2 separate regions of the Homo sapiens genome follow, and region 2 is linked to region 1. A link is an interaction called in ENCODE POLR2A ChIA-PET data of the cell type or tissue named here. Cell type or tissue: IMR-90. All regions are shown on one strand. Each heading gives the region's core, and the rest is flanking DNA. Links, peaks and the distances in the headings are about the cores only. Region 1 holds the start of LOC105372703 (a long non-coding RNA gene). Region 2 has its middle 46 kb from the start of LINC01718.

Evidence for each region. Peaks named below come from ENCODE experiments on the same cell type or tissue, not always from the same donor. Only the 100,000 strongest peaks of a DNase experiment are listed, where the experiment ranks them.
Region 2: POLR2A ChIA-PET joins it to region 1 with 5 read pairs; 2 of 35 experiments call an interaction of 5 or more read pairs at or near these places.

Annotation. Positions count from the first base shown.
Region 1 is chr20:61,434,920-61,440,291 of GRCh38, reverse strand. The region is part of intron 2 of CDH4 (cadherin 4); the gene reads right to left. LOC105372703 (a long non-coding RNA gene) reads left to right here and starts at 2,867. Exons shown (of 2, transcript NR_187684.1): 1 at 2,867-3,251. RefSeq lists enhancers at 2,662-3,251, 2,229-3,428, 3,252-3,840. In IMR-90, for the core only: no CTCF peak of the experiment used is centred there; DNase peaks (open chromatin) are centred at 2,861 and 3,841; H3K27ac peaks cover 944 bases.
Region 2 is chr20:61,122,814-61,128,185 of GRCh38, reverse strand. No RefSeq gene overlaps it. Among named protein-coding and RNA genes, the nearest start is that of LINC01718, 46 kb to the right of the region's middle. RefSeq lists an enhancer at 4,396-5,041. In IMR-90, for the core only: no CTCF peak of the experiment used is centred there; a DNase peak (open chromatin) is centred at 445.

The DNA.
Region 1 (5,372 bases), core at 113-5,112:
GTGTTCTCTGAATCATTCATCACTTCAGTAAGTGTCTTCTACTCTCATGGGCTAACTGGATCTCTGCCTCCTCAGTGGTTATCTGGTTGAACTCCACCTCCTTTCTCAATAATTGTGGCTGCAATTCCTGCACTTTCTTGATAGCAGTTTCATCTTCATGATGAAGATAGCGCAGGCATCTTCATGAAATCCTGCATGTTTGCATTTCTTGCACTTTCACTTTGCAACCAACTCCATTGCACTGAGGCTTTATGGATAGGACAGTTGCAATATAAAACAATCAGCTAAGATCAAGCCGTGATGACCTGAGTGTATTAGGCAGAGATGGATCTCAGTGATGAGCAGTGAGGCATGTTAGAGTGGGAATTCAATTTAGGAGTGGTCTGTACAAGAATGCCTTTTTTCCCCAATATCACCATGTAACTAGGGCGATACAAAGAGTTAGGATGTGGGCAGCCCTCCCCGCTAGTCCCCTCTAGTGCTGAGGGTGATGGTCTCCAAAGAGGCGCCTCGAATCCTACCCCTCTGTATTTGCATGCTGGACTGCCCATCAGAGGGAGGGGCTTATGCCCAGCCCTTGAACCTGGACTGGCCAGTGACTGTCTGACTCATACAGTCCTGCAGAAGAGATGTTCCCGCCTTCCACAGCTGGGTCACAGGAGCCTTCTGGTTTCCACAGAGGACTCTTGGAATGCTCCCTGTGGGGACATCTGCTCTCAGAACCTAGTCCCTATGCCATCAGAAGGCTGAACCATGTCCAGTCTTTGCTGCCAGCATATCTCCAAGCTGGTGACCAGCGTCCACTACTAGCCACATACATGTGCCATCTTGCATGCCCTGGCTGGTCATGGCTTGGGATGATGCCAGCCTTAACCCCACTGAGTGCAGGTGCATGAGAAACTCCAAGTCCGGACAGGCCAGCTGAGCCCAGCCAACCCTCAGAGCCACGGAGCAGCTGTTTGACGCCTCTGAGCTTTGAGGGGTTTGTTTTGTCACACTGTACAACCGAAATGCACACTGCAGTACAACCGAAACGCACACTGCAGCACAACCAAAACGCACACCGCAACACCCTTCTTGGGCTCTCGCTTTTAAGACAGGCCTGAATCTTCAAATAACACAACTTCAAGCACCAAGATTGTTTTGACCATTTTGACAAAAAATCAAACTATTTTTCAGTTAAAAGACAAGTCTTTTAAAAGTTAAAAATATATTCAGTCAGAAGAGTCAACACCGAAGGCAGATGCTAGGCTTGGGGGGAAAAATGAAAGAGGCGTTGAAAAGCTTTACCCAATGTGTTTTCATTGTGTAAATAAGAATGAAATTTTATGATCTTCATGTTTTTAGGTAAGTTAAGGTTTTTGGTTTTTTTTTTTTAGCTAATTTTTACTATTTGTCTGGGGGCATTGAAAATGAATTGAGCTTCCTTCCACTGATTTTGGGAATCTTATTGATTTAATAACATGGCAGGATTTACTTTTGCCAAGGTTCTCTTTCTGGACACTGCTGGGATGTTTTCTGTGGGTAGTTAGTGGACTTTAGCACCCTACTAACACAGGATGGCAAAGTTTTGACCAATATTTTTTTTGGAAGTACAGAATATGCCTTTTCATATGAAATGTTTTCAGAGCAGCTTCCTTCTGCCCTTATCCACTCAAATAAAGTTCTGACATGCAAATAAATTTTGCATTAGCAGAGATATATGACATCTACAGTTAAGGACTATGGCCAACCAATTATACCCACATGCCATTTTCTACTTTTACAAACCCCTGATAAAAGAGAAAAGTCTTGAAGACAGCATTTCACACATAAAATATTTCTTTTATAGCAAAACGTGTCCAACTGATTTACGAGGTCCTCTCAAGGAGAACAAAACACACACTATAAAACTGAAACTCACAGAAAGATTTCCCCAGCTTCTTTAGAAAAAACACACTCAAATTGCACGGGGTATAGATTTTCATAGTATATAATGTGAATTCTTCATGGAAGCTGTGCTTTCATCCTGGTGAGTTTATTTATTTCTATGGTAGTATAATTTTTTTTAAAAAACAATACATTTTCTCAAGATACTTGTCCTTGAATTAAAGGCATCACTGGAAAAATTTGACCCATAAGTCAGGGAAATGCAAGGTGCATTTTGCCTAATTTGGGACACCTGAATCAGAATTGTAGCAGGGTTCAGGGTGGCAGACGATAGCCCACTGGGCAAACCTGGCATGCACTGTTTGTGAAAATAAAACGTTGTTGGAGTCTGGACGGGTCATTAAGTGCTGTCCGCGGCTGTCTTCCTGCTGAAGTGGTGGAGCTGAGTGGTTCTGATGGACATCCGGCCCATGAAGCTGAAAAGCCTACTGGCCCTTAGTAGAAAACGTTTCCCGATTCCTGGATGGATGGAAAAGGACCAGTCTTTCTGGCATCATCAGAATGTCTTCTGTTTTCCAGGGGCACATCTGGAGGCCCCATGGAATTTTCCTAACCGTCGTGTGGAGTGTGTCAACAAAACGGGACCGTCTGCATCAGGGCAGTCATGAAAGGGTCCCCAGCGACCTAAGTCCTTTTAAGTGGAGTACAATGGACCCAGATTCCATGAGAGAAGCCGCCATGCACAGTGGCACTTGGGAGGAAAAGAAAAACCCTCTCGTTTCCTTATTACCCGAACACACTGACGATCCATTTGTAAAAGACGGCCCAGCCAGCATCTCCCTCCCTGAGAGGGCGGTGTGTGCTGCTGAAACTCTGATTACAACTGCTCTTAGGATGAAGTGACTGGAGCCCAGATACCTTATTTAGCAATCAGTGCTCGGCACAAGGACTTGCTGTGCCAACGAAAAGGAAGCGAGGCATTTTGGCTAGTCACCGCGTTTTTGCTGCGTCACAGGGAGACAGAAGATGGGCTGCTATTTCGTCGGCTAAATGCTATCATTTTAAGCACCGTTCCAAAGAAAACAGGGATCTTGCCAGAGGAAAATAACATATACCATAAAGGAAAAAGAAATGTGCATCAAGGCAAATAAACAGCTCTCTACTAAGGGCCTAGGATCTTGCTAGACGAGTCATTTCTCTGGTTGAAAAGCAGTTGAGAAAGGCAAGACAAGGGGGGCGGGGGCCCAGCAGGGCACCTCTGAGCCCTTCCTGCTGCTCTTCAAAGACAGACGCATTTTCCTTTCTACGGTCTCCTTGCAAGTCTTCTGTAGGCCCTGCCACCTTCAGGCTGACTGACTGCCTCCTTCAAATATCAGCATTTGGTGAGTTCCCACCATGTCCCAGGCCCTGCGCTGGGTGCTAGGACGCAGGAGGGGGCAAAACAGGCCAGGCCTTGCCTTTCTGAGCTTGCTGCAGGCAGAGCAGACAAGAGGCCTTTGTCCTTGGGCCCTGGTATGGAGCATCTAAAAACCCTTGGAATTTCCTGAGAGATTGGAGTGTCTTTGTTATGCTAATGAAGTGACTCACTGTTGGCCCCTGGGTGGTTTTAGGATGGGGAGGCTGGTCGCCAGAAAGACCAGGCACAGGACCAGAGAGTTGGGGACTTGGAGCTAGCCTGACCTCCAGATGGGGGTGGGGGGGTGTTGGAGACTGAGTTCAATCGTGAGGCCAATGTGTTAATTAATCATATCTACATAACAAAACACAATAAAAATCCTGGACACTGAAGCTCAGCAGAGCTTTGTGCTGGTGGACAGATGGATGTGCTGGAAGGAGACCCCTGCTGACCCCTGCTGACTCCATGACAGAGGGATGGAAATTCTGCCCCTCCCAGACCTCACCCTATGCGTTCTGTTTCCTTTATAATGAAAGCACAATTAGAGGTAACTGAGTTCTGTGAGTCATTCCAGTGAGTTATCCATTCTGAGCATGTTGTGGGAACTCCAGAATTTGTAGCCAAGGTCCCCCGGGACTTGTGGCTTGCATCTGAAGTGGGGGTAGTCTTTTGGAGACTTTTGTCCTTAACCTGTGGGGTCTGAGCTGCCTCTGCTAGACAGTGTCAGAAGTGAATTGCAGGATACCCAGTTGGTGTCTGGCCAGTGGGGTTGAAATGGAATCCATGCAGTTGGGGGCGAAGGTGCAAGAGTGATCATGATGGTGCTTAAGAGAGGAGCAAGGTGAGCCCAAGGTGGGGGTTGAAGCCGAGACTAGGAGGTCCTGACCTAGTCGAGGAGGGCAGGGCCAGCTCCACTGGGAAGTGACAGCTGACCTGGGATCTGGAGCATGAGCAGGGCTAGCCAGGTTAGGAAAGGGCACTCCAGGCAGCAGGAAGAGCATGTGCAAAGGTCCTGTGGTGGGGCTGGGAGAAGGCAAGTGTGGCCAGACTGGAGAAGGCGAGGGGAGGTGGGGCAGGGCCAGGCCACACTGGCCTGGAAGGTCACAGAACACATGTGGCCAGAGTCCTGGAGCCCCTCCCCAGCACATGGGCCAACAGGATGCTCCCCACACCCACATGAGGCAGCTGGTGTCTTTACCCCCACTTTAAAACCCTGACTTCTGCGTCTCCAGGAAGGGTACTGGGGAGTCGACACCCTCATGTCTGTGAGCTGACTGCAGGACGTCTCCTGTCCAGGTGCTGGCACCTCATCTAACATTTGAAGGTAAAAGCAGCTCTGGCCTCCTGCAGGTGCAAGGACCCGGGAGCCGCTCTGTGGGCTGGGCTCAACCCAGGTGTTGGCCCAGGCTCGGCCCAGGCTGGCCATTCCGGATGATTCTCCTACTTCCTCCTCGGAGTCCTCAAGTATCACTGTCCCCTTGCACTCCCTGTCTTTGAATCTTACTTTCCATCCTCCACCTCCTCCGGCCGCAGTGCACCAAGCTGGAAGCAGCACCCTGCAGCCGGGCTGGACCACTCTGGAGAGCAGTGAGCCCAGCAGAGCCCCCCTAGGGATCTTCAGCCCCAGCTATGAGTCTCAGAAGCCATGCCCCAGGGCTGTGGTTTCACAGGTGCAGGTCCAACCCTCCTTTCTCTGCCTTGTGGCTGCCTGTCCTGGGGCAGGTTACGTTGCCCCTGGGAGCCTCTGTTTTCTGTAAAATGGTCCCAGTAATGGCATGCAAACTCCTGAGCGCTGTAAGGATGGACAGAGACAGCATGGCGCAGTCAGTCCCTGTTACTACGGAACCCATTGTCATGAATTCTGCTGCTTTGCAGGCTCAGAAGAAAAGCCACGTCTGCCTACACAATCTCACAATCCGGCTTCAGCAAAGCATGAGTTAATTCAACTTCATACTCGTGAACGTGAAGCGGGGGTTGGAAGGAATGAAGGCTGCAGGACACCCATGTACCAAGAAAAAGAAAGACAAATTGGTTGTTTTATCTACTTTACATCATGATGGAGTCCTAAAAAGTAAACAAATTTACACAGTTATTAATAAGACATATT
Region 2 (5,372 bases), core at 273-5,272, 310 kb after region 1:
TAGCCGGGTGTGGTGGTGGGTGCCTATAGTCCCAGCTACTCAGGAGGCTGAGGCAGGAGAATGGCGTGAACCTGGGAGGCGCAGCTTGCAATGAGCCGAGATCGTGCCACTGCACTCCAGCCTGGGTGACAGAGCGAGACTCCGTCTCGAAAAAACAAAACAAAACAAAACAAAACAAAACAAACAAACAAAAACAGAAATGGAATCTCTCCCAGTTCTGGAGGCCAGACACCTGAGGTCAAGGTGTGGGCAGGGCCCGCTCCCTCCGTAGGCTCTAGGGCGGGTCCTTCCTGCCTCCCCCTTCTTCCGGCAGCTTGGGCAGCTCCTGGGCTCCTGGCAGCATCACTGCAGCCTCTGTCCGCGTGGCCACATAGCCCCTGCTCTGTGTGTTTCTCACAGCCTCTCATCTCATTCCTGACAAGTTACTGGATTCAGGACACACCCTAAATCCAGGATGATCTCATCTTGAGACTCTTGACTTCATCACATCTGCAAAGGCTGATTTCCAAATAAGGACCCATGCACAAGTTCTGGGGCTGGAACTTGAACATATCTTTTGGGAGGCCACTGTTCAACCCAGTAGAGATTCCTAGACTGGGTGGGGGTGGTGCTGGGGTGATGACACTCAGGGGCATCCATACGCAGGGCCAGGTGGGGAGAGAAGACGCAGCCTCATGGGCACCTCGGGGTGGTCTTTGGCATCAGTATGGTGAGCACCCACTGGACTCCGCTAAGCCCCTCTTCTTTCATAGGAAACCCAGACATCTGGGAAAGTCGGGGCTGAGTGGTTTTATTCAGCATGTTTCCTTGTTACCTCATCTACTATACATGGATGACCAATTTTCCAGGAATTAGAATAAAATGCACTTAACACTAAAGCTATTTTAAAACTTAATTTCAATTAAGTTCCTTATGAATATCAATTATCACTGTATGGTATGATCGCTAGTTAATAAGGATTTCCAGTTGATAGAATGGCAAATTAAGCGGCTTTATTGTACTCAGCACGGGGCCACTTTGAAAGGTGCATCGCTCCACGTGCTTTTAGGGAGACGGCACAGACCACGGATCCAGGTGTGGCTTCCCGTGAGGGCTGGCACGTGCTCTGCTCCTGCAACTGTGGGCCAACACTCACCTGGCCTGGCCTCGATGGCCTCATCTGTAGGTGACACAGTGACAGCCTCAGCAAGCGCAGGTTGCCAGGATAACAGAACAGAACAGCTAAGGTGTGCTGCCCTTCCCAGGAGCCATCAGAAATAGGCGCTCTTTTTACCCCCATTGTAGAACAGTGCCGTTTCAGATGAGGAAGTCTCTTGCCCAGAGTGCTCCACAGGTGGGCGTCAGGCTCTTACCCACCACGGGTAGACTTGGGGAGGCTCTGTGTCCCCAACGCTCCCTGAAGCTTCTCCCAAGCTAGAAGCGCATTCATCCTTAGGAGCCCCCCACCCTCCAGGTCCTGCCCAGAGCACAGACATTGCAGGTAAAATCAACACAGAGAGAGCGAAGGGACAGCAGTCAGTGTTGACCAACATCTGGGATCCTTGGGCCTCCCCTGGCAGCTTCGTGCTCATGGGACACACCCTGCATAGGGTGGTGGCTCATCCCTGACACTCCCTGGACACTAAGAGGCAAATTGCTGCCCAAAAGCCCTGGGATAATTTGTTCACCTGCTGCCGGGGTTTCACAGCCAAGGCCCTGAGTTCGTTCGTTCTTTATTTTATTAATTAATTAATTAATTAATTAATTTATTTATTTATTTTTAGTAGAGATGGGGTTTCACCATGTTGGCCGGGCTGGCCTCAAACTCCTGACCTCAAGTGGTCCACTCTACTCGGCCTCTCAAAGTGCTGGGATGACGTAGACCTGAGCCACTGCGCTCGGCCTCCAGCTTGTAAATTGAGTCCTTTTATTTTCATATGTCCTACTTTTTGTTCTCAATGCTTATTTTTTTTTTCCCTTGGTCATACCTGCTATGTTGTGTTGATTTGTCTTTAAGAAACAAAAACATCTTGTGGTTTTCATCGATCAGCAATTTTGTTTTCCTATTTTATTATTTCTTTCTATGATTTCCCTCAGGGTTGGAAAGAGGGGCCCGCTTTTCCTGAGTGCATGGGTGGGAACTGACACGTAAACATACCCATGGCAAAGCAAGCTCTGTGTGTGTCCAATCTGGAGCCACTCATCTGAGCCCAGGCCGCCCCTCCTGCCGTGGCCGTGTGGAGACGGGACTTCAATCCTGCTTCTAGGGACGGCGAGGGTGAGATGGTAAGGATACTTGGAACGTGGCCTTTCAGTGTCTGACCCATGAAGGGGGCATGAGCAAGTTTCCAGAGTAACAATTTAGATGTCTTGCTTGGAATTAATATCTTGCAGCTCTTAAAGCCCTGGGAAAAGTTGAGTATTAGTCAGGTATTTAGTTGCTAAGAGACCGGTAGAGAAGCAGGCGGCCCGGCTTGGAGAAGATTCTAGCAGTGCCGGATCCTGCAGGGTTTGAAATGTTTGATTTGTGGAGAACAAAGCTCCTTCTCCCCAACCCCCCAATTTGTTTTTAAACAAAGAGTGGGTCTCCAATTTCTTGTCATGGTTCCCTTGTTCTGTACTCAGCCTCCTTGAATATGAAAACCAAGCCTAGATTTTCCTGTCTTAACCCTCGGGGAAGGGGCTTCTTGGGGTCTTGGCTCAGCATACCTGGTCACCCTTCTCCTTCCCCTCCCCCTGGTGGGGCCCATTTGCCATATTCCCACCACCTGATCTCACACCTGGCCACAGCTGGTTGGACCATGGTGTGAACACACGATCCAAGTTGGGACAGATTCTGTGTCCTGGGAATTTGGACCTGGCTCTGAGGGATTCTTGTATAAGTGTCTCTCCAGCACAACAGGACGCCGACTGAGGGACCAGGGGCCATGGTGCGTACCGCCATTGGAATGGGCAGCAGAGACAGCCACAGAGGGGCCAAGCGTGGCTTGGAAGCTAAGAGAGGCTGGTGGTGTTGCCTCTTTCTGCCCGCCACCCCTTTCCTGGGCCTGCGCCTCTGACCTGGGCCTCATGAGATGCGGGGTCCTTTGTATGAACCCTCCTTCTCCTGGCTTACACTAGCTCAAGTTGTCTTCTATTTCTTGCAACCAAAAATATCCCAATTAATCCCTTTCTGTTGCTGGAGTACACTCAGAGACACATTTGCATCTCCCCCCCTTTTCCCCAGGGACCTCGATATGCAGAGTCTTCGTTTTCAAACATCCTCTGAGTCTTAAAACCTGGACTTGCAGCCTCTGTGCCGCTTCCATTCGGGGTTCTCAGAAATCCAGGTTAATCCCCTTCTATTTCTCATTACCTGGCAGACCTCTGGGACTCCCCACCAGAGCCCTTCCTGGCGGATGAGGTGCCATCTTGCCAAAGATGGGGATCGCCAGCTATTTTTTGGAAATGTAGGTTGATTATAACTCAGGGTGTTTTGATGTTAAGCTACAGTTTAGGGCATATTTTAGCAGAGTTAGGCTTGGGCCTCACTGGGATCTCAGTCCTGGCTCCACTATTAACTGGGTACATAGCCCTGAGCACATTATTGAATCTTTTTAAATCCTCAATTTCCATATCTATAAATTGGGGAAAATAATATTTTCTGTTTTGAAAATTACAGGAGGGGTTCTATTGTTAGGAGTTGAATTGTGCTCTCCTAAAATTTGTATGTTGAAGTCCTAACCTCCAGCATCTCAGAATGTGACCTTATTTGGAGACAGGGCCTTTACCAAGTTAAAACGAGGTCACTAGGGTGGGCCCCAATCCAATATGACCAGTGTCCTTAATACAAGGGGAAACTCGCTTGTATTAAGGGGAACACACACAGGAAAACGCCATGTGAAGATGAAGGTGGGGATCAGGGTGAGGCTTCCTCAAGCCAAGGAAGAGCAAAGATTGCCAGCAACTACTGGAAGCTGGAGAGAGGCCTGGAGCGGAGCCTCCCTCACAGCGCAGGAGGAACCGGCCCTGCAGACACCTTGGCTTCAGACCCCTGGTCCCCAGAACTGTGAGACGATGCAGCCCTGCTGTTTATGCTCCAGTCTGTGGGCCTTTGTTGCAGCAGTCCCGGAGAGGAAAGCGTCCATGTAAAGTGCTCTGCAGGGATGGGTGTGTGGCCAAGGATCTTGGCAGGTATTGTCACTGCCTCCCCCAGTGTCCCCTTCCTTTGGGCGGTCTCCTTGGGCTGCCTTACATTCAGAACCTCCGTGGCCGAGCCAGCCCTGCCTCTAAGCTCCTGCTGCGAACCGCCACTCTCCTGCCTGGGAGATGCCTTCCGTGGAGCCCGGCACAGCATGGGTGGCTGGAGCCTAGAAGGCCAGAGGCTCCTGGGCCACGAGGGCCCCCAGTTGAGCTCAGTGCATTTCTGGAGGCTCAGCAGGCCCTGAGTGCCCTTCTCCACACTGTGCCCATGGAACCCCCATCTGGAGCTGCGCCCCCCTCACAAGTGAAGCAAGGCACAGAGCAGATGAGAATGCAAGGTCCTGGCCTGGTGTTTTCTGTTGGTGAGGTCAGGGCAGCCTCTGCGGGACTGGCTGGTGGGAGAAACAAGGCCCAGAGTCCAGCAGGTTCTCTACCCTCTGCCCTGGAGCCAGGGAGGGCTGAGCCTCAGCTTCCCCCTGCCTGTGGCCTTGATGTGATCCACTGTCTCCTCCAGCCCTGCCGCCCTGCCCCGAGGCCATCCTGAGGTCCTTGTCAAGTGTGGTCTGGAGGCTCCACTCTGCATCCAGGCGGGAGGGCAGGGCCCACCCTGGCCAGTGCTGCCACTCCCGCCTCAGTCAGGGCTGGCACGAGAGGGCAGGACTCCAGTCCCTGATGCTTCTGTGTGTTTTTCCTTCACCACTTGTCACTTGGGACTCCTGGGCTGGAGGGACGTGCAGGGTGGCTGCTCTGTTCCTCTCCTGTCCCCTTTCCAGGGATCAGGTACTGACTCCATTTGTGCCCAAGCACGTCGTCCCCTCCCCTGCATGCCTTTTTTCCTACTCCTCATCCCTCTAACTCCTGCCTGCTGGCTTCTCCCTCCTGGCAGCTCACCCAATTGCGCGGAGGTTAATGATGCTTTGTGAAGATGTTTCGCATCTCCCCAGAGTCAAAGCAGCCATCATGTAGGCCGTCATCATGGTGACGGTGTAAACAAGGTGGGTTTCACAGTGTTCCCTCTCTGATTACTGAGGCTCTCACTGGGACGGTGTACTCTAAGATCAAGCCGCTTTACAGTGAGACACACAAAGACAAGCTCAAGTCCATCCTCCCCCAGATCCACCAAGGTGGCCCTCGGTCCAAGTAATTTTACGAACAGGAGTTTCTATTTCAGAAATCTTCCCGAGAGAAAACTCTAGAAAGTTCAAAACCCC